Linked DNA regions of Homo sapiens: region 1 is linked to region 2. The links are chromatin loops, found by intact Hi-C in ENCODE. Cell type or tissue: mammary epithelial cell. All regions are shown on one strand. Each heading gives the region's core, and the rest is flanking DNA. Links, peaks and the distances in the headings are about the cores only.

The links. Hi-C counts contacts between places; a loop is a spot of excess contacts. Peaks named below come from ENCODE experiments on the same cell type or tissue, not always from the same donor. Only the 100,000 strongest peaks of a DNase experiment are listed, where the experiment ranks them.
Region 1: it touches region 2 in a loop (15-fold over the local background); 24 of 110 quality-filtered maps call a loop at or near these places.

What each region holds. Positions count from the first base shown.
Region 1 is chr19:45,483,930-45,500,389 of GRCh38, reverse strand. RTN2 (reticulon 2) reads left to right here and starts at 3,343. Exons shown (of 11, transcript NM_005619.5): 1 at 3,343-3,598; 2 at 5,251-5,295; 3 at 5,385-5,864; 4 at 5,970-6,224; 5 at 7,012-7,230; 6 at 10,837-11,044; 7 at 11,404-11,542; 8 at 11,684-11,753; 9 at 11,873-11,919; 10 at 14,277-14,335; 11 at 14,601-15,096. The coding sequence starts at 3,565. The coding sequence ends at 14,682. PPM1N (protein phosphatase, Mg2+/Mn2+ dependent 1N (putative)) reads right to left here and starts at 1,947. Exons shown (of 5, transcript NM_001080401.2): 1 at 979-1,947; 2 at 324-441. The coding sequence starts at 1,917. RefSeq lists silencers at 1,650-1,719, 3,135-3,444, 7,367-7,606. In mammary epithelial cell, for the core only: a CTCF peak has its summit at 6,688 (motif pointing left); a DNase peak (open chromatin) is centred at 3,289; H3K4me3 peaks cover 1,095 bases.
Region 2 is chr19:45,562,851-45,579,310 of GRCh38, reverse strand. All of the region lies in intron 1 of OPA3 (outer mitochondrial membrane lipid metabolism regulator OPA3), which reads left to right. Among named protein-coding and RNA genes, the nearest start is that of OPA3, 14 kb to the left of the region's middle. RefSeq lists enhancers at 1,787-1,936, 1,414-2,049, 14,267-15,064, 15,065-15,862 and a silencer at 14,826-14,875. In mammary epithelial cell, for the core only: a CTCF peak has its summit at 9,205 (motif pointing right); a DNase peak (open chromatin) is centred at 10,320; H3K27ac peaks cover 2,229 bases.

The DNA.
Region 1 (16,460 bases), core at 2,903-10,902, 77 kb after region 2:
ACCAAGGCGGGCGGATCACTTGAGGCCAGGGGTTCGAGACCAGCCTGGACAACATCGTGAAACCCCGTCTATACTAACAATACAAAAATTAGCTGGGTGTGATTGTGCATGCCTGTAATCCCAGCTACTCAGGAGGCTGAGGCAGGAGAATCGCTTGAACCCGGAAGGCAGAGGTTGCAGTGAGCCAAGATCACGCCACTGCACTCCAGCCTAGGAGACAGAGCAAGACTCCATCTCAAAAAAAAAAAGAAAAAAAGAAAAAGTTATGGCACAGCCTTCACTGGCCAACCACCCCTCCAGCTGGGCCCCCAGAGTCTGCTCACCAGCGATTCTGCAGCCCAGGGCTGCGTCCAGTGCTAGCTCCCTCCTGATCGCCTCCTCAGAAGGCCTAGGGGCCCCAGGGAAGCAGACCAGGATGCAGGTCATGTTGTCCAGGCTGCCCTGAAGCCGGTGGAGAAAAAGGAGCCCGGTGGGGGAGAGTCCAAGGCAGAGCTTCCCAACAATCCCCAGGTTCAAGTCCCCCACTTCATTCTACTTATGCCCATTTCTTTCGCGTCCCACCCACCTGCCAATCCTCTCTTACTGGGACCAAACCCGGTCCTAGGCGCTCCCAATTGAGAGAACAATGCCTTTTCCCTAAAGCTCCGCCCGCTCTGATGTTTACCTGCTCTTCCACCTTCCAGCACTAATCAATACTTCCGGCCCGGCTCCTACGACCCAGAATCGCCCCTTTCCAAAAGACCACGCCCTTTCTCTTAAGTCCCTTCCACTAACTCTCCCGTGCCTCAAAGCATCCCTCAGGCTCCGCCCCTGTATTTTGGCCCTGCCCACTTCAGGCCACGCCCTTCGCTTGAGTCCTATCCCCTCCTTTGCTAGCTTTACTCTTGCCTCTCTATCAAAGCCCTCCTCCCCAAAACCCCGAGGCTCTCTCCCTCTGCTGCACCAAGCCCCAAAGGTACCACGCCACGCCCCCAGGACCTTGCACAGACACGTGTCCAACAGCTGCGCGCAGAGAAGCTCTGGGGCCAGGCCCAAGCGGAGGCGTGAAGCCACCAGTCCCGCCAGGGCAGCACCAGACACAGTGTCCCAGACGCCATCAGAGGCCAGGAGCATGAACTCGTCCTCAGCCTGGCGTGCCAGTGCGGCCACCTCTGGCTCCGCAGAAACGAGCTGTAGCTCGGGGGGCCTCCCCGGAGCCTCCTTGTAGGTAAAGTCGCCCAACGCTCGCGACACGGCCAGAGAGCCCTCGACGCGGCGGCGGCGGATGGTGCCGCCAGCGGCGTGGATGCGCTCGCGTTCCCGGGGTCGAAGGGGCCGGTGGTCCTCTGTGCTGAAGGCCACGGCGCCAGCGCGGCTCAGCACCGCGCGGGAGTCACCGCAGTGCGCCAGGTACAGAAACCGCGGGGAGACCAGCAACACCACGGCCGTGCAGCCGCCCGTTTCCACGCGGGGCCAGAGGGAGCGCAGGCGCTCGTCGGCGCTCAAGAAGGCTCGGCGCAGCGCCTCGCGCACGCCCTCGGGCTCGCTAGGCTCCGGGCCCAGCTCCTGGAGCACATGGCCTGGCAAATGGCGTGCACCGAAGCGGGCAGCTCGAGCCCCACCGTGGCCGTCGAGGACGGCAAACAAGGCCCAGCCCGGGGGCAGACCAGGTAACGAAAGCCAAGTGCAGTGAGCATCCTCCATGCGCGCGCGCCAGCCTTGCGCTGCGCTCGCCCCGAAGCGCAGGCCCCCAGACGCCTCGGCACCCCCGTGCGGCCGCTGGGCGCGGCGCGGCGCTGTCAACAGAGACCGAGGCCCTTCGGGGGCCCTGCGCCCCGCCTCCTCCTCCTCCTCTTCCTCCCTCCCCTCCTTCTCCCTCTCCTTTTTCTTGCAAGCGGTCCAGAGGAGACGCTGCAGCTGGCGGGCCAGGACCGCCATCCTTCAGCCCTGGGATCAGGAAGGCTCCACCCTGTACACCTGCCCGCCCCCTCCATTAATCCCCTCCGCTGTGAGATTTTAAACCATCTAAATCTCCTTCCTGTCCTTTGACCTGCTCTTTAGGCGGGTCACTAGAAGGAATTACACTTCTGGGTCTCCTGTTTCCTGCACCTACAAAGCGGGGTTTGGGATCTGAATCAGGAAAAAAAAAGAAAAAAGATAATACTGTACCAGTGGCAAACTATTACATAGTACTAATGTGTCACACACTGTTATACATCATCATCTCCAGTTTACATATGGAAGAAGAAACAGAGTCACAGAAGTAACCGGTGTTCCAGGGAAACTAATTCTAGAATCTGTGTTCTCAACACAACACTCAGTCCAAGCTCCTCCCACCTCAGTGGTACAGCCCCCAGCCTCAAAACCTGTAAATACCATACTTGGCCGGGCGCGGTGGCTCACGCCTATAACCCCAGCACTTAGGGAGGCCGAGGCAGGCGGATCGCTTAAGCCCAGGAGTTTGAGACCAGCCTGGGAAACATAGCGAGACCCCGTCTCTACAAAAATTAACATTTAGCCAGGCGCGGTGGAACACACCTGTGATCCCAGCTACTCAGGAGGCTTAGGTGGGAGGATCACCTGAGCCCGGGAGGTCGAGGCTGCAGTGAGCCGTGATCGTATCACTGCACTCCAGCCTGGGCAACAGAGCGAGACCCTGTCTCAAAAAGATATATATATATATATATATATATATATATATATATATATATACATATTTTTTTTTTCTTTACTGTTTTTAGTTCGACCCCTCCCCTCTGGGGCTTCGCTTATTTTCTCTTCCAGGCCCCGCCCATCCAGGATTCAGGCACACAGCTCCAGACCCTTCTAATTTTCGCAGACCTGGAATCGCCTGGAATCCGACCCCACCCAGTTATATTTGAATAATTCCCTGTTGCTTTAGCCCTGCCCACGTTTGAGCTCCTCCGCGTGCCCCAAAAGTTTCTGAATCGTTTCATTCGGCCCCCTTTCTCGCTCCCTCTGCAAATCTAGGCTCGGACCCTACCTCAGAGCATTAGAATCTTTCCACCCCCTCCTCAATGGCACCCCGAGCACCACCCCAACCCACCCAGGGATCCACGCTCTCATCCTCTCTGCCGTGGCTCGTTCACCATCCTCTCCCAAGTCCCTCGCCAGACTCCAGGCCTCCTTCCCTCTTCCCCTAAAGGCTGCGCCCTCTGCGATCTAGGCCCCGCCCTTCAGGCCGCTTTCCCCTCCTTCCTGGCTCCGTAGCCCACCCTCTTGGTTCCGCCCCTTTAGTAAGAAGGCCACGCCCCTCCGCCTGATCCTCGGCGTTTCCCCGCCCCTCACCCTCCCTCTGGTACCGCCCCGCCCGTCTTCTGGCCCCGCCCCCGGCCGCGCGCTGCAGTGCCTTCCCCACCTCGGCCCCGCCCGCCCCCGCCGAGCCGAGCACCAGGGCGGCGGCGGCGGCGGCGGCGGCGGCGGCGGCTGGAGCAGCCCGGGAGGAGGAGGCGGCGAGAATGGCAGCGGCGTCGTGGGCGCGGCGGAGATGAGCGCCCGCGACCCCGGGCCCAGGGCGGCACAGCCGGAGTGGGCGGGGGTCCCGATGCAGGCCCGAGGGGGGCCATGGGGCAGGTCCTGCCGGTCTTCGCCCACTGCAGTGAGTAGAGGAAGACTGGGGCCTGGTGTGGGCCCCAGAGGTTCAGGTGGGGTACTCCCCGGTGTCCCCTCGGCGCTTGCCCGCAGGAGAGCCGGGATGGGGGGAGGAGGCATAGGAGACAAAGGAAGCTCTCCCCTCCCCCGCGCTCTGGCGGCGACGGGGGTAGCCTGACCCGGAGGACCTGGACGAAACAGGGCGGAGGTGAGGGGGCACTGAGACAGCAGGCGGGGGGCGCGCTGCGCTCTGGGACGTACCGCCCGGCCCCGCCCGGGAGCGAGGACGCGCGCGGGGAGCTGTCCCCTGGCTCTGGTGCTGGCCGCAGCTGGCGGGGAGGGGGTTGAACGGAGGGTAGAGCCAGGATGGAAAACAGGGGTCTGGCTCCCAATCACTTGCCTTCGCATCCCATCCCCGTTTTCTGTCCAAGAGGCAGCCCCGACCTCGCCCAAACTGTCCAACCCTGTCCCGGGAAAACAGCCATCCGTGGTTTGGGGGCAAGGACTCATGGGTTCTTAGCGGTCTTTACCACTGGTTAATGGTAATCCTGGGGAAGACCCACACCATTCCAGGCCTCCTATTCCCCAGCTGAGGAAACGAGGTGAGGGCACAGGGCGTCAGATTTCAATTTCCAAACCGCATTGAGCATCATCTATGTGCAAAGCTCTGAACTAGCTCTAAGGGGCTGGATTCCCAGCTGAAAACGCCTAGCCTCACAATCTCTGAGCTCACAGCTATAACAGTCCATGTCTACCGTTCTCTGTCCCACACATGGGGGTTCTGACAGCTGGGGATTTCAACACCCTTAGATCTAGCCATTTCCATGTCTCGCGTGTCCAGATGCCAAAATTCTAAGAATTGGTGATTTCAGCATTTTCGAGTATCATCCCAACATTCTATGATCTTGTCGTTAACTTCAGATTACAAAGGGAGGACCACCTCGTCTGTCTCTCCCCACCGCCCTTACCTCTCTGTTCTCACCTCCCACTCCTCTCCTCCTCAGTCACTCTTCTCCAGTCATATCTTCGCACCTCTCAGTTCCTCAGATGCCAAGCATGGTGCCTGGCTCAGGGCCTTTGCACTGGCTTTCTTCTCTACCTGGAAGACGTCCCTGAACATCTGCATGGCTTCCTCACTTCCTTCAGATCTCTGCTCAAACGTCATCTTATCAGAGAAGCCTTCTTGACCACCCTATGAGAAACAGCACCCCTTCACTTTCTCTTCCCCTACCCTTCTTTACTTTGCTCCCTATGCTCATCTGCACCCGACGTCATATATTCACTTGTTTATTGTTTGTCTATCCCAAAGAGTGTCAGCTCTAGGAGGGCAGGGATTTTGTCTGTTTTCTTCACAGCTGTATCCCCAGGACCTAGAACAGTGCCTGGCACATAGTAGGTGCTCAATAAGTGGTTGTTGAACGAATGAATGAATTGAAACCTCCTAAGATTCCTACTTTGAAGACTCTAAGATTAAGATTCCTGGATTTGGACTTCAAAGACTCTGAGCTTCATCAGGCAGTGATGCTAGGTTTTAGAGTCTGTGTGCAGAATGTTCTAAAAATCCCGTGATTCAAATATTCTAAGATTCCAGGACTGGGACACTTCTGTGATTCGGACAGTCTAAGCTTCTAAGAGTCTTCGATTCTTTCCCTCTCGCAGAAGAAGCTCCGTCTACAGCCTCCTCAACTCCTGATTCCACAGAAGGTAAGTGGTGGGGAGCATGTGAAGGGGCTCAGGGCTGGGCAGCTCAGGGACCTGCTGAGGGAAACAAGGCTCTCCTTCACCCACTGCAGGAGGGAACGACGACTCTGATTTTCGAGAGCTGCACACAGCCCGGGAATTCTCAGAGGAGGACGAGGAGGAGACCACGTCGCAGGACTGGGGCACCCCCCGGGAGCTGACCTTCTCCTACATCGCCTTTGATGGTGTAGTGGGCTCCGGGGGCCGCAGGGATTCAACTGCCCGCCGCCCCCGCCCCCAGGGCCGCTCAGTCTCGGAACCACGAGACCAGCACCCTCAGCCCAGCCTGGGCGACAGCTTGGAGAGCATCCCCAGCCTGAGCCAATCCCCGGAGCCTGGACGACGGGGTGATCCTGACACCGCGCCTCCATCCGAGCGCCCTCTGGAAGACCTGAGGCTTCGGTTGGACCATCTGGGCTGGGTGGCCCGGGGAACGGGATCCGGGGAGGACTCTTCCACCAGCAGCTCCACCCCGCTGGAAGACGAAGAACCCCAAGAACCCAACAGATTGGAGACAGGAGAAGCTGGGGAAGGTGAGATGTCCGAGGTGCTGGGACCAAAGCCAAGAGGGGTGGGTGGTTTCTCCTTGGGGCACCTCCAAGAAGAAAGCTCACGGCCTCCTCTCTCTACCGTATCAGAACTGGACCTACGACTCCGACTTGCTCAGCCCTCATCGCCCGAGGTCTTGACTCCCCAGCTCAGTCCGGGCTCTGGGACACCCCAGGCCGGTACTCCGTCCCCATCCCGATCGCGAGATTCGAACTCTGGGCCCGAAGAGCCATTGCTGGAAGAGGAAGAAAAGCAGTGGGGGCCACTGGAGCGAGAGCCAGTAAGGGGACAGTGCCTCGATAGCACGGACCAATTAGAATTCACGGTGGAGCCACGCCTTCTAGGTAAGCAACGTGTATGAAGATGCTGCATTGGCCCACAGAAGGCAAAAGGTGAGAGGATTTTGAATTAAAGGGACCAACCTCGCAAAGGAACAGTACATAGTGGAAAAGGGAAGAGATAGACGTGATATCACATCTGGCTAGACGTGATAAACTCCGCTTTTTAAAAAAATTTCCCCGGCCGGGCGCGGTGGCTCATGCCTGTAATCCCAGCCCTTTGGGAGGCCGAGGCGGGCGGATCACTTGAGGTGAGGAGTTCGAGATCAGCCTGGCCAACATGGTGAAACCCCGTCTGTACTCGGGAGGCTGAGGCAGGAGAATCGCTTGAACCTGGAAGGCAGAGGTTGCAGTGAGCCAAGATCGCGCCACTGCACTCCAGCCTGGGCGACAGAGCGAGACTCCGTCTCAAAAAATAAAAATAAAATAAAATAATCCTCCCTCTTCTGGAGTGCTCCTCCTAGTGGCTGATTTTGGACAGGCCAAATCCCTGAAAAAATACAGTTCTCTCCTTATTTAGATGTGGCCGTAGAATATTTATAAGTAAACTCTGTGCCTTTTAAAAACTCTTCTTTTTGGCCGGGCGCAGTGGCTCATGCCTGTAATCCTAAACACTTTGGGAGGCCGAGGCGGGAGGATCCTTTGAAGCCAAGAGTGCAAGACCAGCCTGGGCAACATAGGGAGACTCGATCTCTATTTGAAAAAACAAACAAAAACCCTCTTTTTCCTGACCACATCTATTGGCCAGTTGTAAAATGACCCAGCCTTACTTTAAAATATGCTCCGCCTCCAGGAACAGCTATGGAATGGTTAAAGACATCATTGCTTTTGGCTGTTTACAAGACGGTTCCAATTTTGGAATTGTCCCCACCTCTGTGGACAGCCATTGGCTGGGTCCAAAGGGGCCCCACCCCCCCTACTCCTGTCCTCCGGGTTCTACTGAAGTGGGCAAAATCCCCGAGAAGCAGCGGTGTCCCCAGCCTCTCACTCGGAGCCGATATGGGGAGTAAAGGTGGGCTTGCGGAACGGGCTGGACGGGGGCTGAGGTCGGCGGAACGGGGTCCAAACTCGCCCTTATCTCCTGCACATCCGGAGCATTTTTATTACTGATCTGCTTCCGCAGCGCTGCAGGCTGGGGCTAGGGGGCCGAGGGGCAGTATAGGGAGGACCCAGAGGGAGCATGGGGTCCCTTCTCCTTCGAGCCAGCACTTTGGGGCCCAGGAGCAGGGAGGACCCCCTCCCCCAGCCTCGGCCCCAGGCAGCGCTGTCACTCAGGGGCCAGACGGGCCAGAACAGCTGCGGGGAGGCCCCCTCCCCCCAGCGTGCCTAAACTTAGCCCCCGCCTCAGGCGACCTGGCCCCTCCCCCATCCACCGGCGCCGGCCACTAGGAGCCTGCCTGGGAGGGCCCTGCTATGGGGAGGGAGGGGCTGCCCTATTTGGAGGTAAATGAGAGGAGATGCATTGGAAGGAGACGGAAGTGAGGGGTGAGCCTCTAAGAGGGACCGGTCGGAGGGGTCAGTTGGAGGGAGTGTGGGAGGATAGAGAGGATCTGGAAAGAAATAGAAAGGTACTGAGTTCCTGGTTTTCAGGACTCAAAGGAAAGCAGATTACTAAAGTTTCTTTTTCTTTTTAAGCCACAGAGTCTCCCTCTGTCGCCCTTTCTGGAGTGCAGTGGTGGGATCATAGCTCACTGCAGCCTCCAACACCTGGGCACAAGTGATCCTCCCACCTCAGCCTCCCAAGTAGTTGGGACTAGAGCCACAGGCCACCACGCCCTGCTAATTTTCTTATTTTGTTTGTAGAGACAGGGTCTCACTATGTTGTCCAGGCCTCAGGTGATCCTCCCGCCTCGGCCTCCCAAAGTGTTGTGATTACAGGAGTGAGCCTAAAGTTTAGACAGATGAGATGAAGGTTGGGGTACAAAGGTCACTGGTCAGGGCTGAGGTTGGGTTTAGGAGGTGTGTTTTAGGGTCTCAGAAAGGGGTCAGAAATTTGAGTTAGGCCCTGGAAAGGAGTATGGCGTGATTAATACATTTAGGACTTAGAAACATGTGTTGCTAAGGGTATCAAGGGGATATCACTTTACACCTGACAGATTGGCAAAAGTTAAAAAGAACTGCAACCCACTGCAGGGCAGGATGCTGGGAAAAGATCTTTCTCTTGCTTCTTGTGGAAATAAGAACTGTTATGGTCTTACTAGTAAGCAGTGTTTCAAAATTTATGACATTAAAAAAATATATATGACCGAGCGCGGTGGCTCATGCCTGTAATCCCAACACTTTGGGAGGCCGAGGTGGGAGGATCACTTGAAGCCAGGAATTCAACCTGGGCAACATAGCGAGACCCTATCTCTACAAAACATTTAAAAATTAGCCAGGTTTAGGAGGTCGAGGTGGGCAGATCACAAGGTCAGGAGATCGAGACCATCCTGGCTAACATGGTGAAACCCCGTCTCTACTAAAATACAAAAAATTAGCCGGGCATGGTGACGGGCGCCTGTAGTCCCAGCTACTCGGGAGGCTGAGGCAGGAGAATGGCGTGAACCCGGGAGGCAGAGCTTGCAGTGAGCTGAGATCGCGCCACTGCACTCCAGCTTGGGCAACAGAGCGAGATTCTGCCTCAAAAAAAAAAAAAAAAATTAGCCAGGCCAGGCATGGCAGCTCATGCCTGTGATCCCAGCTAGTTGGGAGGCTGAGGCACAAGAATCTCTTGAACTCGGGAGGCAGAGGCTGCAGTGAGCTGAGATCATGCCACTGTACTCCAGCCTGGGTGACAGAGGAAGACTTTGTCCAAAAAAAAAAAAAAAAAAATTAGCACGATATCGTGGTGCCACCTGTAGTCCCAGCTGCTAGGAGGCCGAGGTAGGAGGTTTGCTTGACTCTGGGAGGTAGAGGCTGTAGTGAGCCATGATCACGCCACTGCACTCCAGCCAGGGTGACAGAGTGAGACTCTGCCTCTAAAAATAAAAAAAAAAAAAATGTGGCCGGGCGTGGTGGCTCACGCCTGTAATCCCAGCACTTTTGGAGGCCAAGGTGGGTGGATCACCTGAGGTCAGGAGATCAAGACCATCCTGGCTAACACGGTGAAACCCCATCTCTAACTAAAAATAACAAAAAATTAGCCAGGCATGATGGCACATGCCTGTAATCCCAGCTACTCGGGAGGCTGAGGCAGGAGAATCGCTTGAACCCGGGAGGTGGAGGTTGCAGTGAGCCGAGATTGCACAATTGCACTCCAGCCTGGGCAACAAGAGCGAAACTCTGTCTCAAAAAAAAAAACAAACAAACAAACCAAGGTCAGGCGTGGTGTCTCACGCTTGTAATCCCAACACTTTGGGAGGCCGAGGTGGGAGGATTACTTGAGGTCAGGAGTTCGAGACCAGCCTGGCCAACATGGTGAAACCCCATCTCTACCAAAATATAAAAAATTAGCCGGGTGTGGTGGAGCCCTCCTGTAATCTCAGCTACTCAGGAGGCTGAGGCAGGAGAATTGCTTGAACCCAGGAAGCGGAGGTTGCAGTGAGCCAAGATTGTGCCATTGCACTCCAGCCTAGGCAATAGAGCGAGAATCCGTCTCAAAAAAAATAAAAACAAAAACAAAACACACACACACACACACACACACACACACACACAGACACACAACCAGTCCACCCAGCAATTCCACCCTGGGAATCTGTCTCAGAAATAGTCACTCCAGGAGGTGAGAATATCTGTTGGAGGATGTTGCTTGCAGCCCTGCTTGCGGTGAAGGGGTTAGGAAACAAACTGAATGACCCAGCAATAGGTACATGGTTAAATAAAATGAATGAGAGCACAGGAGCACAGCCACAACACAGAATACTATGCAGCTCTTTAAAATAATGAATTAAGGCCAGGCGCGGTAGCACATGCCTGTAATCCCAGCACTTTGGGAGGCCAAGGCGGGTGGACCACGAGGTCAGGAGTTCGAGACCAGCCTGACCAACATGGTGAAACCCCGTCTCTACTAAAAATACAAAAATTAGCCGGGAATGGTGGCACATGCCTGTAATCCCAGCTACTTAGAAGGCTGAGGCAGGAGAATCGCTTGAACCAGGGAGGCGGAGGTTGCAGTGAGTCGTGATTGCGCCACTGCACTCCAGCCTGGGCAATAGAGAAAAAAATAAAAATAAAATAAAATAATTTTTAAAAAATTGCAAATCGGGCTGTGTGCTGTGCCTCACACGTATAATCCCAGCACTTTGGAGGGCTGATGCAGGAGGATAACTTGAGGCCAGGAGTTCGAGACTAGCCTGGGCAACACAGTGAGAGCCACCTACCTCTAAAAACAGAAACAAAAACAAAAATTAGCTGAGTGGTGGTGCACACCTGTAGTCCCAGCTACTGAGGAGGCTGACGTGGGAGGATCACTTGAGCCCAGGAGATCGAGGCTGCAGTGAGCTATGATTGCACCACTGCCTCCAGCCTGGGTGACAGAGTGAGACCCTGTCTCTCAAAAAAAAAAAAAAAAAAAGGAAATCAGGTTATGCTCAAACAGGTGTGTCGAGAAGTCATTTTCAGCTGTAGGACAGGGAAAGGGAGGTGAGGAGACCAGCCAGGTCAGGTACAAGCCCTGATGCCCCCCACCCCTCCACAGTGGCGGACCTGCTGTACTGGAAGGACACGAGGACGTCAGGAGTGGTCTTCACAGGCCTGATGGTCTCCCTCCTCTGCCTCCTGCACTTTAGCATCGTGTCCGTGGCCGCGCACTTGGCTCTGTTGCTGCTCTGCGGCACCATCTCTCTCAGGGTTTACCGCAAAGTGCTGCAGGCCGTGCACCGGGGGGATGGAGCCAACCCTTTCCAGTGAGAACCCCCGGCCCCTGACCTGAGCCCCTGTCCTGACCCTAAAGCATGACCCACGACCTCAAATCAGGCACCGACTCCCACCCGGACCCCGACTCATCTTGATCATTTTTCATCCCGATCCCCTAACCTACCCTTCAATCCTAATCTCTGATCCTAACCTGGTACCCTTCATCCTCGATCCCTTCCCCTGACCCTGACCCTGACCCCAGCCCTCTACATATGATTCCTCTGAGCTGCCCCTCAGTCCTAACTCTGGTCTTCTCCCAACCGCCATTCCTCTCCCTTGTTTCAGCTGCCCCTGCACCAGTCTGAGCTGGTCACCCACTGAGTCGCCCCACACTCCTTTGTCCCCGCAGGGCCTACCTGGATGTGGACCTCACCCTGACTCGGGAGCAGACGGAACGTTTGTCCCACCAGATCACCTCCCGCGTGGTCTCGGCGGCCACGCAGCTGCGGCACTTCTTCCTGGTAGAAGACCTCGTGGATTCCCTCAAGGTGGCCTGGAGCTCTCAGCCCCTCCTGGGTTCCCCCATTCACCTCTGCATGGCTAGGGGGTGGGAGGGCGACTGTTGGGTAAATTCACAGCATGAGAGGGAATTCCCGGTGGGCTCTGCTGACCCTGACCTTCACCCCCAGCTGGCCCTCCTCTTCTACATCTTGACCTTCGTGGGTGCCATCTTCAATGGTTTGACTCTTCTCATTCTGGGTGAGCTGGGAAGGCCGTAAGGGGCAAATGGGGACTTGGAGTCTGGTGGGGGACAGGGCTCCAGATGGAACTGTTCATCTCTTGGGAACACCCTGACGCCCCCATCTCTGTACCCACAGGAGTGATTGGTCTATTCACCATCCCCCTGCTGTACCGGCAGCACCAGGTGAGTGTGACACCCTCAGTTGTCAGCACCCCAGCTAAACATGGGGGTCTGACCATCTCCTTCCAGAACCGGGGTCCCATTGACAGATGTCCCGGCCAGACACAGGTGTCCTGGCTGCAGCACCTTCCCAATACAACCAGAGTCTAAGTAACATGTCTTATCAGCATCAGCCAGGGACAGGCTTTTTGTTTGTTTTTGTTTTGTTTTGGGTTTTCTTTGAGACAGAGTCTTGCTCTGTTGCCCAGGCTGGAGTGCAGTGGTGTGATCTCGGCTCACTGCAACCTCCGTTTCCTGGGCTCAAGCAAGTCTCCTGCCTCAATCTCTGAGTAGCTGGGATTACAGGCATATGGCCACCGTGCCCGGCTAATTTTTGTATTTTTAGCAGAGACGGAGTTTTGCCATGCTGGCCAGGCTGGTCTCAAACTCCTAACCTCAAGTGATCTGCCCACCTTGGCCTCCCAAAGTGCTGGGATTACAGGCGTGAGCCACTGTGCCTAGCCTTTGCTGCCTTTTTTTTTTTTTTTTTTTGAGATGGAGTCTCGCTCTGTTGCCCAGACTGGAGTGCAGTGGCACGATCTTGGCTCACTGCAGCCTCTGCCTCCCAGGTTCAAGCGATTCTCCTGCCTCAGCTTCCCGAGTAGCTGGGATCACAGGTGCCTGCCACCATGCCTGGCTAATTTTTTGTATTTTTAGTAGAGACCGGGTTTCACCATGCTGGCCAGGCTGGTCTCCAACTCCCGACCTCAGGTGATCTGCCCGCGTTGGCCTCCCAAAGTGCTGAGATTGGCCTTCACTCTTGATTTTAACTGACATGTCAGTTAAATGCTACTGCATTCCAGCCTGGGTGACAGAGCAAGAGTCTGTCTCAAAAAAAAAAAAAAAAAAAACCAAAAAATAAAAAATAAAAACATAAAAATAAAATCAAGAGTGGGATGGCTGTTGCCCACAAGACTGACATTAGCAGGACTGCTGACATCCATCCTATCCAGAGACAGGCGGATGGACTGACAGCCCCTTCTCCAGCACAGCTGGGAGCCACATGATAATATGCCCTGCCAGTTAGTCCTAACTCTGTCCTTCACAGGCTGGAATCACCAAGACTCACAATTAAACTGTATTTAAATCAGGCCAGGCACAGTGGCTCACAACTGTAATCCCGGCACTTTGGGAGGTTGAGACAGGAGAATTGCTTGAGGCCAGAAGTTCAAGACCAGCCTCGGCAACATAGTAAGACCCCCATCTCTACAAAAAGGTTAAAAACTAGCCAGGTGTGGTGGCACACACCTATAGTCCCAGTTACTCTGAAAGCTGAAGCAAGAGGATGAGTTGAACCCTAGGAGGTAGAGGCTGCAGTGAGCTGTGATCATGCCACTGCACTCCAGCCTGGGCAACAGAGCAAGACCCTATCTAAAAAAAAAAAAAAAAAAAAAAAAAAAAAGGCTGGGCATGGTGGCTCACGCTTGTGATCCCAGCTTTGGGAGGCTGAGGCAGGCGGATCACTTGAGGTCAGGAGTTCGAGACCAGCCTGGCCAACATGGTAAAACCCTGTCTGTATTAAAAATCCAAAAATTAGCAAGGCTTGGTGGTGTCCACCTGTAATCCCAGCTACTCGGGAGGCTGAGGCAGGAGAATCGCTTGAACCCGGGAGGCAGTGGTGGCAGTGAGCTGAGATTGCACCACTGCAGTCCAGCCTGGGCCACAGAACAAGACTCCGTCTCAGGAAAAAAAAAAAAAGAAAGAAAGAAAAAGAAAAAAAAAAGAACAAGAAAAAAATAAATAAATAATCCAAAAATTAGCCGGGCATGTTGGTGCACACCTGTAATCCCAGCTATTCGGGAGGCTGAGGCAGGAGAATCGCTTGAACTCAGGAGGCTGAGGTTGCAGAGAACCGAGATCATGCCACTGCACTCCAGGCTGGGTGACAGAGCGAGACCCTGTCTCAAAAAAATAAATACAAATAAATAAATAATTTTTTAAAAAACACGAGTATATAAATCAATCCACTCAGGGACTCGGTGACCAATGCCAGTGCCTTCTGTTCTCACCCTACCCCACAACACACACGTATGCAAACTCACTCAAAGATTAACCATCGTGCCCAGGACACGGCCTCACTGCCAGATACTTGTGCGTTCCACCTGACATCACTCTCCATACAGAGTATGGCCCAACTCACTGACCCTATAACTGGCATCTCTGGCATCTAATGTATTCTATGAAGTTTAGAGCCGGGGGTGGCGTGGTGGGCCACTCTTCACAACTCCTAATTTGGAGGTTGGGGAGGAAGCAGCCTCCTATGTGACTAAAGAGAAGAAACCCCTCCAATCCCTTCTTTCACCTTTCTTTGGTCTCCCCAGGCTCAGATCGACCAATATGTGGGGTTGGTGACCAATCAGTTGAGCCACATCAAAGCTAAGTAAGAGCATGGGGCGGAGGTCGATGGGAGGGGGAAGTGGGGGAGCTTGGGAACCTTTCCTTTCTACTCTCGCTGTCCGCAAATCTCCTGGGGTAATGTCCCCTTGAAAAGGCTGAGGAGGCAATTCCAATGTAGGCCACTAGGTGGAGGGCAGGAGCTGGCTTCGGGCTCTTGGTCAGTTTCCCACCCAGCTTTCCCCGTTGTCCCCAGATGCCCACCCCGCGTCTCTTGCCCCACCTCGTGATCCCACCTGTTTCTCCTTCAGGATCCGAGCTAAAATCCCAGGGACCGGAGCCCTGGCCTCTGCAGCAGCCGCAGTCTCCGGATCCAAAGCCAAAGCCGAATGAGAACGGTGTCTCTGCCCGCAGGACGCCTGCCCCCAGCCCCCGCAGCCCTCTGGCCCCCTCCATCTCTTGTCCGTTCCCACCCACCCCCCTCCTCGGCCCGAGCCTTTTCCCGGTGGGTGTCAGGATCACTCCCACTAGGGACTCTGCGCTAATTACCTGAGCGACCAGGACTACATTTCCCAAGAGGCTCTGCTCCAGGAGTCCAGGAAAGACGAGGCACCTTGGCCGCGGGGCCTGCTGGGACTTGTAGTTGCCTAGACAGGGCACCACCCTGCACTTCCGGACCCGCCGCTGGAGGCGCCGTGAGGCGTTGGTGTCTCCTGGATGCTACTAGCCCCAACGCCGGGGCTTTGCATGGGGCCCAGGGGAGGCCTGAGCTTGGATTTACACTGTAATAAAGACTCCTGTGGAAAACCCGAGGCCTCTTGTGCTTCCAGAACCCTCCAGTTGTTCACCTTTCTGCACTGAAAGGCACTTAAGTGACACTCCAGGAGAACCTTCCCCATCTCTGGAGAAGGAGCTCCCTCTGCCATCTGTGTAGGTTATGAAATGATTGAGGGGAGGCCGGGCGCAGTGGCTCACGCCTGTAATCCCAGCACTTTGGGAGGCCGAGGAGGGCGGATCACTTGAGACCAGAAGTTCAAGACCAGCCTGGCCAACATGGTGAAACCTCATCTCTACTAAAAATACAAAATTTAGCCGGGTGTGGTGGTGCATGCCTGTAATCACAGCTACTCGGGAGGCTGAGGCATGAGAGTCGCTTGAATCTGGGAGATGGAGGTTGTAGTGAGCCAAGATTGCGCCACTGCACTCCAGCCTCGGCGACAGAGCGAGATTCTGTCTCAAAAAAAAAAAAAAGAAAGAAATGATTGAGGGGAAGATGCTGACAGACCACCCATTCCAGGGTTAGCCAAGCCTTGGCAGCCACTTCCCATGCCTGTGCTCAAGGCAGACATCACTAATGGATCCCACACCCTGCCTACTGTGCAGCCACCTCAACTGAGCCCAAACCCACGTGTCCAACGGCCTCTGGATGCCCCTTCCACCCTAAATCTAACCAAACGTCTTCTTCATCCTACCTGATTTCCAACTCAGAGATGTTTTCACTGCCCACGGTGTCACCAGGCCAGACACCCAGGTATGGCTCTGGACTTCTACACACTCACCTCCCACAAACAATCAGTCACAATGCTGTGTCTATCCTGCCTCACAAACTTCTCTCATCCACCCACGTCTCCCCACCCTGATTGCCTCGGGAACAAATACAGGGCCTCCCTGGACTTCCAGTTTCAACACTAATCTGAGGCCTGGCATGATGACTCACATCTGTGATCCCAACACTTCGGGAGGCCAATGTGGGAAGATCACTTGAGGCCAAAAGTTCGAGACCACCCTGAGCAACATAACAAGACCCCCGTCTCTAAAAAAAAAAAAAATTTATCCGGGCGTGGTGGTGCATGCCTGTAGTCCCAGGTACTTGGGAGGCTAAGACAGGAAAATTGCTTGAGGCCAGGAGTTCGAGGTTACAGAGAGCTATGATCACACCACTGCACTTCAGCCTGAGTTACAGAGGGAGACCCTGTCTCTAAACAAAAACAAAAACAAAACACAAAAAAACTACATACTGGGCGTAGTGGCTCACGCCTGTAATCCCAGCACTTTGGGAGGCCAAGGTGGGCAGATCACTGAGGTCAGGAGTTCCAGACCAGCCTGACCAACATGATGAAACTCCATCTCTACTAAAAATACAAAAATTAGCTGGGTGTGGCGGCGCATAC
Region 2 (16,460 bases), core at 5,042-13,041:
AGGCAGAGGTTGCAGTGAGCCGAGATTGCACCACTGCACTCCAGCCTGGGTGACAGAGTGAGATTCCATCTCAAAAAATAGTTAAAAGATGAAGTATATTAGATAGCAATAATTGCTCTAGGAAAAAAATCAGGGTTGTAGAACAAGGAGTATTTAAAGGAAGGCTATAAGCCTAGATAGGATTGTCAGGGAGAACTCACTGAAAATATGCCAAGGAGGGAGGGAACGAGCAGCATTGCCATCTGGGGGAAGAAACGTTCCAGCCCAGAGGATCCCGCATGCACACAGGACCTGAGGCATGAGCGTGCCTGGCACACAGGACAGAGGAAACTGATGACGGGAAAGGGGGACAGTTTGTATGGGGCCTGTGGGTCACTGCAAATGCCTTGGCTTTACTCTGAGTGGAACAGGACTTACTGGAGGGTTCTGTGCAGCAGAAGGACAATATCAGAGTTCTGTTTTATTTTATTTTATTTTATTTTTTGAGACAGAGTCGCACTCCGACACCCAGGCTGGAGTGCAATGGTGTGATCTTGGCTCACCACAACTTCCGCCTCCCGGGTTCAAGTGATTCTCCTGCCTCAGCCTCCCGAGTAGCTGGGATTACAGGCATGCGCCACCACGCCCGGCTAATTTTGTATTTTAAGTAGAGATGGGGTTTCTCCATGTTGATCAGGCTGGTCTCTAACTCCCAACGTCAGGAGATCTGCCCGCCTTGGCCTCCCAAAGTGCTGGGATTACAGGCATGAGCCACCACGCCTGGCCCGGGAGCAGAGTTTTTAAGGATAACTTGGTGGGTGAGGGGAAGCCAGTGAGCCAGGAGTGCTGATTGGTCAGAGATGAAATCATAGGAATTCAGAGATGTCTTGTGCTCAGTTAGTTCCTGGGTGGCGGTGGGGGAGGGGGAGGGCGGGCACAAGATCAGATGAGCCAATTTTTTGATCTGGGTGGGGCCAGCTGATCCATCAAGTGCAGAGTCTGCAGAATATCTCAAGCACTGATCTTAGGAGCAGTTTAGGGAGGGTCAGAATCTTGTATCCTCCAGCTGCATGACTCCTAAACCATAATTTCTAATCTTGTGGCTAATGTTAGTCCTACAAAGGCAATCTAGTCACCAGGCAAGAAGGAGGTCTGCTTTGGGAAAGGGCTGTTACCATGTTTGTTTAAACTATAAACTAAGTTTCTCCCAAAGTTAGTTCAGCCTTCACTCAGGAATGAACAAGGACAGCTTGGAGGTTGGAAGTAAGATGGAGTCAGTCAAGTTAGATCTCTTTTGCTGTGTCAGTCATAATTTTGCAAAGGCAGTTTCAGGATTACAGGCGTGAGCCACCACGCCTGGCCTCAAAATCTAAAATATTTACTCTCTGCCCCTTTACAGGAAGAGTTTTCTGACCCTGCTCTAGAATAGTATCCCTGCCCTTGTTTTTTGACATTGACATTGGAGCCAGTCCTCTGATTGATAGTGTGTCCCGATGTCTGGAGTCTCCTGATTGCTTCCCCGATTGGATTCATGTTGAACATGTTTGGCGGGAACACCACAGACTCGAGGTGCCTCCTAAGGACATCCCTTCAGGGGACTCCTGAGGTCTATTTGTTCTGTCATTTGTGATGGTGATTTGGATCGCTTGGTTAAGGTGTAACCATGTCAAGAACCTTTCCTTTTCCTCTTAGTAATGAATAACCAGTAGATTTGTTTACAAGGTAGAGCCAGCAGGATTTCCCATGGATTGGGTGTGAGACAGCCGACTGGAGGAGGGGCAGGTTGGACAGAAAGACCTGGAGCTCAGTTAGGGACAGGTCGAGTTGGAGATGCTACCAGATATTGCAATGTACTGGCTTCTTACATTTACACCTTTTAATTACATCATTAGTGTCTTCACACTGCTGATTGCCCTTTGCTGTGGCCCCCAGCCATGGTGATTGGAATTTCCCAGGGTGCACTGGCGGCCCTGCTTTCTCTCAGGTCAGGCGTCCTGAGCTGACCAGCAAATCCAGTATCTGTACCTTTGGCTGAGATACTTTTGACTCAGCAGGCTGCGCCCAGCTGTCTCACAGGAGAGGCTGGAGCAGTAGCTGTGGCTGCCTGAGGAAAGAACAGTACATGCTAGAAGCATAAATCATCGATGATGCACCCTGTTGGGGAGGCAAAGATCTTTTTAAACACAGAATTCCTTTGTTTAAATTATTTTAACCCAAAAGTAAAGGAGGTTGGTGATGTTAGGCAGGTTGAGGCCATGCCTGCAAAGTGCACTTTTGGTGCTCCCAGGGAGGCTGTGAGATATCTCTGGGCAGTAGGAAAATTCCAGCTCATCTGTGTTTATTCCTTTGGCGCGCACTGGTCCTTTTTCTGGTTTATCACACACAGTAGGCAGTAGAGTGACTGGTCCCCCAAAGATGTCCACATCCTTATCCCAAGAACCTGTTGAATATGTTACCATGCACAGCAAAGGTGACTTTGCAAATGTGATCAAATGAAGGATTTGGGGATGGGGAGATGATCCTGAATTATGCAGGTCAGGTCAGTGTGATCACAGGGGTCCTTATAAGGGAAAGAGGGAGGCAAGAGAGGGAATGATTTGAGGGATGCTGCCCCGCTGGCCTTGAAGATGGAGGAAGGGAGGCATGAGCCAAGGAATGCGGGCAGCCTCTGGAAGCTGGAAAAGCCGAGGAGATGGATTCTCCACTGGAGACTTCAGAAAGGAACACAGCCCTGCGGACACCTTGAGATTAGCCTAGTGAAAGCCATTTTGGACTTTTTTTTTTGGGGGGGGGGGGATGGAGTTTCATTCTTGTTGCCCAGATTGCAGTGCAGTGGCACGATCTCAACTCACTGCAATCTCTGCCTCCTGGGTTCAAGCGATTCTCCTGCCTCAGTCCCCTGAGTAGCACCCACCACCACACCTGGCACCCACCACCACACCTGGCTAATTTTTTGTATTTTTAGTAGAGATAGGGTTTCACCATGTTGGCTAGGCTGGTCTTGAACTCCTGACCTCAGGTGATCCACCTGCCTTGGCCTCCCAAAGTGCTGGGATTACAGGCGTGAGCCACTGCGCCCAGTTTTTTGTTTTGTTTTGTTTTGTTTTTTGAGAGGGGGTCTCACATGGTCGCCCAGGCTGGATTACAGTGGCATGATCTCAGCTCCCTGCAACCTCTGCATCCCGGTTTCAAGCGATTCTCCTGCCTTGGCCTCCTGAATAGCTGGGATTACAGGCGCATGCCCTAATTTTTGTATTATCAGTAGAGACGGGGGTTTCACCATGTTGGCCAGCTGGTCTTCAACTCCTGACCTCAGGTGATCCACCCGCCTTGGCCTCCCAGAGTGCTGGGATTACAGGCGTGAGCCACCACAACTGGCCCCCATTTCAGACTTCTGACTTCTGGAACTGTAAAATAATAAATTTAGGGCAGGTGCGGTGGTTCATGCCTGTTATCCCAGCACTTTAGAAGGTCGAGGCAGGAGGATCACTTGAACCCAGGGGTTCAAGACCAGCCTGGGCAACAAAGCGAGACCTTGTCCCTACTAAAAATAAAAAACAATTAGTGGGGCATGGTGATGCATGCCTATAGTTTTAGCCACTCAGGAGGCTGCGGCAGGATTGCTTGAGCCCAGGAGAATGAGGCTGCAGTGAGCTGTGACCGCACCCCTGCACTCCAGCCTGGGTGACAGAGCAAGACCCTGTCTCAAATAATAATAATAATTTGTGCTGTTTTAAGCCACTGCATTTGTGGTAGTTTGTTATAGTGGCCGTGGGAAACAGATACACCATGATCATTCATTCAGGTTGCTGAGGTCATTTTTTCAGAAGTGCTCAGCTCTGTGGCCATTCTTATGAATTTAGGCCATGGACTTGGTTTCAGTTTTCTTTTTCTACATAGCCATCTGATCCAAAGCTTGGTGGCTTACCGTAGTAACTCTTAGCCAGGTGCAGTGGCTCATGCCTGTAATCTCAGCACTTTGGGAGGTTGAGGTGGGTGGATCACTTCAGGCCAGGAGTTCGCGACTAGCCTGGGCAACATGGCAAAACCCTTTCTTTACTAAAAATACAAAAATTTAGCGGGTACCTGTGGTCCCAGCTTCTCAGGAGGCTGAGGCAGGAGAATCGCTTGAACCTGAGAGAGGTGGAGGCTGCAGTGAACCGAGATCGTGCCACAGCACTCCAGCCTGGGCAACAGAGCAAGACCCTGTCTCAAAAAGGCAAACAAACAAAAAACCCAGTCACTCTTAGTTTCTGTTACCTTTGTGGCTTGCCTGGGCTCAGCCGGACAGTTCTTTTGCTGGTTGCTGCTTGGCAGGCTCTCATCCAGGTGCAGGTGGAGGTGGCTGGGCTGGAGTCATCTGGAACTGGCACTGGGACTGGGGAGTTGGTTCCCTCTCAGCGTAGCCTCTGGGCCTCTCTTCTCCACGTGGTCTTTCCTGCAGGGTAGCTGAATATCTCACATGGCTGCTCAGGACTCCCCAACAGCCAGATTTTCATGAGGGAAGAAGCAGAAGCTGCAGGTTATTTAAGGGCAAGGCCTGGAATCTTCCAGCGTCATTTCCACCACACTATTGGTCAAAGCAGCTCCAGGCACAGACCACAGTGGGTGTGGGAAAGAACTGCACAGGGTGTGATACGAAGGGGTCCCTGATGGCACAGTCTGCCACAGAGTAGGCACTCTTGGCTTCGGATCTTGGCACTGCTGCTTATTAGCCATGTGACTTTGAGCAGGCAGCTTGACCTCTATGAGCCTCCATTTCCATATTTATCAAATGGGATACTAATAGAACTTATCTCCCAGGATTCTTGTGAGGATGCAGCAGGATAGTGGATAGGCGAGCCCTGGCCCGGGACATGCCCATCTGGTTGCTACTACAGGCTACAGGGGGTATACATGGAATCCGTTTTTTTTTTCTTTTTTTTTTTTTTTTTTGAGACAGAGTCTTGCTCTGTCGCCCAGGCTGGAGTGCAGTGGCACGATTTTGGCTCATTGCAAGCTCCGCCTCCCGGGTTCACGCCATTCTCCTGCCTCTCAGCCTCCCGAGTAGCTGGGACTACAGGCGCCCGCCACCACGCCCAGCTAATATTTTTTGTATTTTTAGTAGAGACGGGGTTTCACCATGTTAGCCAGGATGGTCTCGATCTCCTGACCTCGTGATCCGCCCGCCTCAGCCTCCCAAAGTGCTGGGATTACAGGCGTGAGCCACTGCGCCCAGCCCCCTTTGTTTTTTTTGAGATGGAGTCTAACTTTGTTGCCCAGGCTTTTGCCTTCCTGAGTAGCTGGGATTACAGGCGCCTGCCACCACGCCCAGCTAATTTTTGTATTTTTAGTAGAGACGGGGTTTCACCATGTTGGTCAGGCTGGTCTCCAACTCCTGACCTCAAGTGATCCGCCCGCTGTGGCCTCCCAAAGTGTTGGGATTACAGGCGTGAGCCACCGCACCCAGCCGGAATCCCTTCTTGTCATTACTGCCCAAGTGCCAAAACCTCTGCTTCTAGATAAAGACTTCGTGCACTCAGATCCTTGCCCTGCTGTTTACGTGGTGTGTGTCCTGCATGAGTCCCTCTGCCTTTCTGTACCGAATAGCACTTAACCTCATAGTTCTGATGTTCCCTCAGCACCATTCAGTAAACAGTGTTTACTGTTTACTGTTTGCAGCGCGGCCTCGAACCAGGCTGCCTGCTTATCTGTCCCCGCTCTGCCACTTTCTGTGTGACCCCAGGGAGAGTTATTTAACCTCTCTGGGCCTCAGTTTTATGCTTGTAATTGGGTTGTTATGTGGATATTAAGATCCATAAAACATAGAACTGTACCTGGCCCTCAAGTACTCTGTACATGTTTATTTACTTATTTATTCATTTTATTTGTTTATTTTTTGAGACAGAGTTTCGCTCTTGTTGCCCAGGCCGGAGTGCAGTGGCGTGATCTCAGCTCACCGCAACCTCCACCTCCTGGGTTCAAGTGATTCTCCTGTCTCAGCCTCCCGAGTAGCTGAGATTACAGGCATGTGCCACCATGCCCAGCTAATTTTTTGTATTTTTAGTGAGACGTGTGAATATAAGATGAGATTTGGGTGGGGACACAGCCACACCGTATCACTTGGCCTGGGGGATGGGGACTATGCTGTGGGGGAATTGGGCAGGCAACAGCCTTGTGTAGAACCAGGTCTCTGGCAAGGTACCTGGTGAACTAGAAAAAAACCTCCGTCTGAAGGCACACAAGCTTTGCCCTAGGTAGAGACTGATACATTCTCCTCTGAGAATTTGTAGCCACTGACTGTCCCTCATGTGGGCTTGGGGCCTCTTTGAAAGGTCCTGGAAGTTGCAGGCTGAGAATGAACCCCTAGGGGTACCTAATTGTATCTAAGCACCTGGCAAGGGCAAACATAAACTCTTCCTGCCTGTGCTCTCTCTGCCCAGGCCTTGGAGAAATCCTTCAGATAGAGTTCCAGCACATACAAGCTCACAGTAAAAAAAAAATATATATAGATAGATATATATCGAGATATATATCTATATATATAGTATGATATATATATCTATATATAGTATGATATATATAGATATATATCGAGATATATATCTATATATATAGTATGATATATAGGTATATATTGAGATATATCATATATATAGTATGATATATATAGATATATATCTCATATAGATATATATGATATATATCGATATATATATTTATATACATATATCATGATATATATGATATATATCAATATATATATTTATATACATATATCATGATATATATCCATATATGATATATATATCATATGATATATATATCTCATATCTCATATATGATATATATCTCATATATCTCGATATATATGATTATTATATGATATATGATATATATCATATATTGATATACATATATCATGATATATATCGATATATATCGATAATCTCATATGTTGATATATATGAGATATATATCGATATATATCTCATATATGTCGATATATATGAGATATATATCGATATATATCTCATATATGTCGATATATATGAGATATATATCGATATATATACTATATATATTTTTATTTTTTATTTATATGAGATATATAATCATATATATCGATATATATGAGAGATATATATATATCTCATATATATATCAGACCAACCTGACCAACATGGAGAAACCCCGTCTCTACTAAAAATACAAAATATATATATATATCAATATATATTGATATATATATATACACCACATGAAAAAAGCAGCCACCATGAGCGAGAGCCAGCAGAAAAACATGGCAGGTCACAGCCTGCAAACGTGGAATTATCAGATGTGGATATAAAATACCTAAGCTTATCTGTTAAGAGGATAAAAGAGAAGGATATTAAAACACAAGTAAAATGAAAAATTGCCAGGAAGCTGGAAAAAGAATTAAACAAAACTTCTAGAAAGGACAGCTACAACAGTTGGTGTTCAGCTCTCAATAGAAGGGCTAACTAACCACCAGGTTAAACACAACTGCCAAGAGGATTGGGGAGCTGAAAGGTGCACAATATGGAGGAAAACTAGTGAGCTTTCTGGGGCACTTCCAGTAGATGCCCAGGAGTGCTACCTGCAGGTCCTGATTTGGTGGACGTAGGGAAGGGGTGGACGTGTTTATTTTTAGCAGTCTCTAGAGTACATTCTCACACGCACCAGTGTTTGAAAATCACTTTGCTGGAGTTTATTTATAATCACCAGAGCGTCACATCAGTTATATTATATGGCAGCCAGGCTGCTGCTGGTGACCTCCAAACATTTATTATTATGTTCTCCTATCAAGGAAACACTTCTGAGGTTCCTTCCCTAGCATATATGTATGCACGTGTGTACACATATGTAAAATTATTTAGCAGTCAGCCAGGCACGGTGGCTCATGCCTGTAATCCCAGCACTTTGCGAGTCCAAGGCGGGTGGATCCCCTGAGGCGGGGAGTTCAAGACCAACCTGAACAACATGGAGAAACCCCGTCTCTACTAAAAAAATACAAAAAATTAGCTGGGCATGGTGGCGCATGCCTGTAATCTCAGCTACTTGGGAGACTGAGGCAAGAGTATCGCTTGAACCCGGGAGGTGGAGGTTGCGGTGTGCCAAGATCGCACCATTGCACTCCAGCCTGGGCGACAGAGCAAGACCCTGTCTCAAAAAAATAAAATAAAATAAGTAAATAAATAAATAAATGAAAGTATTTAGCAGTCATGTATAGCGCTAACATATAATAGTATGGTTATATTATATGCATTTAAAAACATACACAAAAATTAGAGGGATGAAACGAACATAAAAATTTTTAAAATAAACTTATTTATTCATGCCCCCCCCCCCCAAATAGTTTTGCTGTCACCGAAAACATTTTCCTATGCAGACATTATTAAGTAAATTTGGAAACTCTTGGTGAAACCCTCTGTGAGAGTCTGGCTTTGAATTTTTTTTTTTTTTTTTGAGACAGAGTCTCACTCTGTCGCCCAGGCTGGAGAGTAGTGGCACAATCTCGGCTCGCTACAACCTCCACCTCCCAGGTTCAAGTGATTATCCTGCCTCAGCCTCCCGAGCAGCTGGGATTACAGGCTTCTGCCACCACACCCGGCTAATTTTGTTTTGTTTTTGTTTTTTTCCCCAAGATGGAGTCTCACTCTGTCGCCCAGGCTGTAGTGCAGTGGTTCAATCTCAGCTCGCTGCAGCCTCCACCTCCCAGGTTCAAGCAATTCTCCTGCCTCAGCCTCCCAAGTAGCTGGGATTACAGGGGTGTGCCATTATGCCCAGCTAATTTTTTTTTGTATTATTATTGGAGATAGGGTTTCACCATATTGGCCAGGCTGGTCTCGAACTCCTGACCTCAGGTGATCTGCCCACCTCAGTCTCCCAAAGTGCTGGGATTACAGGCATGAGCCACCGCTCCCAGCCAGCTTTGACATTCTTTGTATGTGGCTGTCACAGCTGGCAAAGACCTAACTAAGGCACATAGTCTCAGATGGAAGAAGTGTGTCATTGGCTGCGTTTAATCTCGCTGCTCCTTTTTTAGTCCCACCCTTCATTATGCAGAGGCATTTGCTGGAATTTGCTCATGTACTCATGGCTAAATCTTCTGGCCGATTTCTGAACAGGGATCTTTTTCAGAAGCCCCTGTGTAGAGGGCTGGCTGATTTGCAACCTGAGTGCATCCCAGGGAATCTACTTGCGCTGGCTGCAAGCAATATGCCAAGTGGACAGGAGAGGGCGCCCGTGTCAGCCTGGGGATGGCGCCTGCCTGAGAAAGCACCAGAGGCCATCTCGGTCATTGACCCCGGTGTATCTCTGTATTAGTTTGTGCTCATCTGTAATTAATTGAAAACCCAGCCAGTAAATGTCAATCAAACCTTAAATCAAAAGGGTGTTTTTTGCTGGCTTTTCAGTAAGCCCTGAGGAAGGCCTGTTCTTGGTTGGTTTGGTGGCTCAGTGGTGTCATTGGGAACCTGAGGACTCCATCTCTGCTGTGTTGGTGCTCAGGCAGTCCTCATGGCCTCAGTAGGGCTGCTGCGGCTCCAGGCATTGTGCCTTTATGTTTCATAAGGGAGGAAGTCTATGCGTGTGTGTATGGAGGGGCGGGTGGTCAGGTAAGTGAGGGTAACGCTTCAAGGAGGAAAATCCTTTTCCAGAAGCCCCCAGGAAACTCCCCTCACTGCCAGCTTACCACAACCGGGTCACCTCCCACCCCTTGGTGTATGGGAGGTTGCAGTGGTGAGTATCGGCTTCTAAACTCTAATGGAGGTGGGGAGGATGGAATTACTAAGACAGTAGAGAATAATATAAAGTAGCACTGGTAATCAGACGCACTGAAGTTGTTCTGAAATCTTTTTTGTTTATTTTGAGACAGAGTCTTGCTCTGTCGCCCAGGCTGGAGTGCAGTGGCGCGATCTCGGCTCACTACAACCTCTGCCTCCTGGGTTCAAGTGATTCTTCTGCTTCAGCCTCCTGAATAGCTGTGACTACAGGTGCCCGCCACCACGCCCAGCTAATTTTTGTATTTTTAGTAGAGACGGTGTTTCACTATGTTGGCCAGGGAGGTCTTGAACTCCTGACCTCAAGTAATCTGTCTGCCTTGGCCTTCCAAAGTGCTGGGATTACAGGCGTGAGCCACAGCGCTCGGCCCTAGCCTCTCTGTTAATTGCGTCCTCTGAGCCTTAGAAACCCCTGAGTATCCTCTATACCAAGTTGAGTTGGTCTCTCCAGGCCTGGGAGGAGAGTAGAGGTGGGGATCATTTTCTGGGGTGTGGCTATGCTTCAGTCCATTAGGAGGCTGAGTAATTCATTCACTCAACAAATCTTTATTTAGTGCCTGCTGTGTGCCAGGAACTGTTCTAAGAGGCATGACTCAGTAGTCAACAGAACAAAGATCCTTGCTCTCATGGGGCACATTTGAGGGTATTAGTTACCTGCCTAGTGACCCCAGGGCACAGAGGGGTGCCTCATCCCGGATTTCCTGCCAAATTCCCAGGCTGAATCCAGTGGTCCACCCTGCGTCACATCCCCATCCCAGCACCGTCTCTGTGGCCCAGGGAAAGCAGTGCCCTAATTGGCCAGGCTCAGGAGTGGGGTTACCTCCTCCTGAATCCCTTGAACCAAAAGTTGGGGAGATAGGATCCCCCAGGATGCTGGGCAGATGGAACCAGTCATGCCCCTCTGGTAACTGGAGCATTGTGTGTTACTGCAGTCTCGGGTTGCTGTAATGGAAAGATCAAGCCAGGTCTGTGGGAGGAAGCACTGCCTATTGCGGCCTGCACAATTCTGTTAATACTTGGAGCACTGTTAGGGCAAGCTTAAAACTGGCTGGATTGGGCGGGGGCACAGTGGCTCACACCTGTAATCCTAGCAATTTGGGAGGCCGAGGTGGGCGGATCACCTGAGGTCAGGAGTTCGAGACCAGCCTGGCCAACATGGTGAAACCCCATCTCTACTAAAAATACAAAAATTAGCCAGATGTGGTGGGGCATGCCTGTAATCCCAGCTACTCGGGAGGCTGAGGCAGGAGGGTGGCTTGAAACCAGGAGGCAGAGGTTGCAGTGAGCCGAGATTGTGTCACTGCTCTCCAGCCTAGGTGGCAGAGCAAGACTCTGTCTCAAAAAATAAATAAATAACAAAATAAATAAATAAATTGACTGGATTGCCAGGTGGGGTGGCCAACACCCGTAATACCAGCATTTTGGGAGGCTAAAACTGGAGAATCACTTGACCTTTGGAGGCTCAGGTTGTAGTGAGCTGAGATCGTACCAGTGCACTCCAGCTTGTGTGATAGAGTGAGACTGTGTCTCAAAATAACAGTAATAATCATTGTCATCATCATCATCATCTGACTGGATCACATCTGGGGAAGTGCAACCAGGGCAGAGACTGGCTTGAAGCTACGTTTACCCTGAATAATAATTTATTGACTGATAATAACAGCTTTTATTTAATATGCTTTCCATTATCTCAGCAAATGATCTTAACCACCTTATTTAGGGAGTTTATGACCATCCTGGTTTTATGAGTGAGGAAATCTCTCAAAGCGAGAGAAACAGGTTCCCTGAGGCAGTACAGGATAAGAAGTCATATCCCACTGGCTCCCAAACTCCTCCTCTTATGTTTAATTATTGGCACTTGATTTTTTTGGTATATTCTTTGTTGAGATATAGTATCTGTACAATGCAAGGTACAGATCTAAAGGCTACAGTTCAATGAGTATTGGTACATGCATATACCCATGTAACTAGTACCCAAGATATAAAACATCGTCATTACTCTAGAAAGGTCCCTCCTCCCCTGCTCTGTCTCCTTATCTGACTTCTCTCCTTGTTGATTAGTTCTGCTTGTTGTTCAACTTGATATAAATGGAATCATACACTATGAAATTTATGTTTAGCTTTTGTTCATTTGATACTTCTGAGATACTTCTTGCTGAATGTATCAATAGTTCATTTCTTCTTCTTCTTTTTTTTTTTTTTTTTTTGACACAGGGTCTCCCCCTGTCACCCAGGCTGGAGGGCAGTGGCACAAACACGGCTCACTGCAGCCTCAACCTCCTGGGATCAAGCGATCCTCCTGCCTCAGCCTCCTGAGTAGCTGGGACCACAGGCACATGCCACCATGCCCGGCTAATTTATTTTATTTTTTGTAGAGATGGATCTCACTAAGTTGCCGATAGTGGTCTTGAACTCATGGGCCCAGGTGATCCTCACCGCTTGGCCTCCCAAAGTGCTGGGGTACAAGTGTGAGCCACCATGCCTGTCTAGTTTATTTTGTTATTTTGTTTATTACTCTTAATAAAAGTGTATTCTTTTCTTTTATTACAGTATATGAATATGCCATGCTTTGTTTAATAACTGTCCTAGTGATGGGCATTTGGGTTGTTTCCAAGTTATTGCAAGTAAAGGTGCTATGAACATTTGTGTACAAGCCTTTATATGGATGTTTTCATTTCTCTTGGTAGAAATGAAATTCTCCCAGTAATTATCTAGGAGTAAAATTTCTGGGTTATATGGTAAGGTTATATTTAATTTTATAAGCAGCTGGCTGAGCCAGGTGCGGTGGCTCACGCCTGTAATCCCAGCACTTTGGGAGGCTAAGGCGGGCGGATCACAAGGTCAGGAGATTGAGACCAGCCTGGCCAACATGGTGAAACCCTGTCTCTACTAAAAATACAAAAAAAAAATTAGCTGGGCATGGTGGCACGTGCCTGTAGTCCCAGCTATTTGGGAAGCTGAGGCAGGAGAATCACTCGAACCTAGGAGGCAGAGGTTGCAGTGAGTCGAGATCATCCACTGCACTCCAGCCTGGGCGACAGAGCGAGACTCCGTCTCAAAAAAAAAAAAAAGAGAAAAATCAGGCTGGTGGATCATCTAAGGGAGTGGTGGCTCACTCCTGTAATCCCAGCTCATTGGGACTCCAAGGCGGGTATTATCATCTGAGGTCAGGAGTTAGAGACCAGCCTGGCCAACATGGCAGAGCCCTAACTCTACTAAAAATACAAAAATTAGCAGGGCACAGTGGTCTGCGCCTGTAATCCCAGATACTCGGGAGGCTGAGGCAGGAGAATCACTTGAACCCTGGCAGCAGAGGTTGCAGTGAGCTGAGATTGCGCCTTTGCACTCCAGCCTGGGCGACAGAGCAAGACTCCATCTCAAAAAACAATAATAATAATAAAAAAAAGAATATTAAACCAATCTTATATTCCTGCAGAAATCCCACTTGATTATGCTATATTATCTTTTTTATATATTGCTGGCTTTCGTTTGCTAATATTTTCCTAAAGATTTCATCTGTGGTCATCAGTGACATATTCTATAATTTTATTTTCTTGTATGTCTTTGTCAGATTTGATTGATTGATTGATTTGATTAAGACCAAGTGTCACTCTGTCACCCAGGCTGCAGTACAGTGGCAGGATCATGGCTCACTGCAGCCTTGAACCTGGGGGCTCAAGTGATCCTCCTTTCTGAGCCTTCTGAGTAGCTGGGGCCACAGGCATGCACCACCACGTACAGCTAATTTAAAAATCTTTTTGTGGCCGGGCGCGGTGGCTCATGGCTATAATCCCAGCCTCTGGGAGGCTGAGGCAGGTGGATCACTTAAGGTCAGGAGTTCAAGACCAGCCTTACCAATATGGTGAAACCCTGTCTCTACTAGAATTACAAAAATTAGCCGTAATTAGACTAAATACAAAAGTTAGTCTCACTCTGTCGCCCGGGTTGGAGTGCAATGGCATGATCTCAGCTCACCACAACCTCCGCCTCCCAGGTTCAAGCGATTCTCCTGCATCAGCCTCCCGGGTAGCTGGGATTACAGGGTCATGCCACCATGCCCGGCTAATTTTTGTATTTTTACTAGAGACGGGTTTTTACCATGTTGGCCAGGCTGGTCTCAAACTCCTGACCTCAGGTGATCCACCCGCCTCGACCTCCCAAAGCGCTGGGATTACAGGCGTGAGCCACCACGCCCAGCCACTAGACATCAAATTATGTAATGCGTGCAGTTTCGATCAGTGGTATACTAATAGAAATTGCATGATAATGCAATCCAAGAGAAAATTTTGTTTTTTGTTTTTTGTTTTGTTTTTTGAGACGGAGTCTTGCTCTATCACCAGGCTGGAGTGCAGTGGCACCATCTCGGCTCACTGCAACCTCCGCCTCCCAGGTTCAAGCAATTCTCCTACCTCAGCCTCCGAAGTAGCTGGGACCACAGGCGTGTGCCACCACGCCCAGCTAATTTTTTTTTTTTCTTTATTTTTAGTAGAGATGAGGTTTCACCATGTTGGCCAGGATGGTCTCGATCTCTTGACCTCGTGATCCGCCCACCTCGGTCTCCCGAAGTGCTGGGATTACAGGCGTGAGCCACCACGCCCGGCCGAGAAAAGTTTTAACTAAAATCACAAAGAATGAAATTTTTGATTTTAATTTATAGATACATTTTTGTTTCAGAGACTTATGATAGGACATTTGAGCATAAAAAAGTCACATTAGGATAAAACTTTATAGAGAAAGTAAAATGTAGGTGGAACTTCAAAGATAGCAGGGAACAATGCAAACTCTTAAAAAAGAGATAGTTGGTGTATTTTTAAATGGCTTTGGAGGGAGACAGAGAAGCAGGGGTCTGGGAGCCACTGGGATGTCTTTGACCCAGATCCTTCCCATCGTCATCACCTCATGGCCAGGCTCACAGCTAAGCAGAGCCCCTATCTGGACCTCAGTGGCAGGTGTGGTTTTGTCCCCAGCAACACCAGGCAGGGTTACTGGAGTTCAAGGCCAAGGCTGAGTGGGCTCTTGATGTCTGCATTGCCCACCAGCCCCATGCCAGAGGAACAGGCTTGTTTTCAGTGTGGCACTTGCCCCCTGGGCTGTTCTCAGAGTCCTCCTGGTTTACCCCCAGTCAAGGAGGGATCCTGGGCTTAACCCCACCCTCAGTCACTTTGCATGTGTGGTCCTAGTCTCCAGTTCCTTCTGCTTCTTGTCACCGCCCTTTCCCCCTCTCCCCTTCTTCCCTCTACCTGCCCCCCTTCCAGGGTGCCTAGGTCTCAGCAGCCTCCCTGCTGGCTCAGTTACCTCTCAGCCATCTGCTCCCGCCTCAAGGCTTGCATTGATTCCCTCCCCTTCCGCCTAGTCGCATACCCTCCCAACCCCCCCACCCCCACCCTGATGCTTCTCTTTGTTCTTGTGGCTTCTGCTGTCTTTCCTTCCAGGACTGCTATTTTATTGGGTCTTGAGGAGGGAGCAGAGGTGCAGAGGTATAGGCTTAACCTGTGGAATCCTGGGGGCCAAGGTGGCTTGTTTGATTTTTTTGAAAAAAGTTTTAATTATCTGTTTTGGTCAGGCACAGTGGTGCACACCGGTAATCCCAGCACTTTGGGAGGCCAAGACAGGCCGATTGCTTGAGCTCAGGAGTTCAAGACCAGCCTGGGCAACATGACAAAATCTCATCTGTATTTAAAAAAAAAAAAAAAGGCCGGGCGCGGTGGCTCACACCTGTAATCCCAGCACTTTGGGAGGCCGAGGCAGGTGGATCATGAGGTCAGAAGTTTGAGACCAGCCTGGCCAACATGGTGAAACCCCATCTCTACTAAAAGTACAAAAATTAGCAGGGCATGGTGGCGTGCGCCTGTAGTCCCAGCTACTTGGGAGGCTGAGGTGGGAGGACTGTTTGATCGCTGGGATTCCAGGCCACAGTAAGCCATGATCCTGCTACTGTACTTCAGTCTGGGTGACAGAGTGAAACCCTGTCTCAAAACAAAAACAAAAAACAAGACTTCCTTACTCTATTTCAGCTGCTGACAGAAATGCTGGAATTTGTGAGATTATAGTGTCAGAGGGTCTCTCTTGGCTTTTTAATTGTTATCATAGGCTGGGCACAGTGACTCACACCTGTAATCCCAGCACTTTGGGAGGCCGAGGCGGGTGGATCACAAGGTCAGGAGATCGAGACCATCCTGGCTAACACGGTGAAACCCCGTCTCTACTAAAAATACAAAAATTAGCTGGGCATGGTGGCGGGCGCCTGTAGTCCCAGCTACTCAGGAGGCTGAGGCAGGAGAACGGTGTGAACCTGGGAGGCGGAGCTTGCAGTGAGCCAAGATCGAGCCACTGCACTCCAGCCTGGGCGACACAGTGAGACTCCGACTCTAAAACAAACAAAAAAATTGTTATCATACACTATGCTGCAGGATTAAGGAGCCCAGCAAGGCCTTTCCCACCTGGACGGGTGAACCTGACATAAATGCCCAGAAGCAGAATGACTGACTCCAGGGTGTGCAAGGATTTACACTTACACCAGCAAATGGGTGAGAAGGTCCATTTCCTCACAGTCGAGCCACCTGGGGGCTGTTTCTGTTTTCATTTTTCTACTTTGAACTAATTTTAGACCCACAGAAGAGTTACAATAAAAGTACAGAGAGTTCCCACATACCTTTCACCCAGAGTCTCCGGATGATAACATTTTACATAACCACA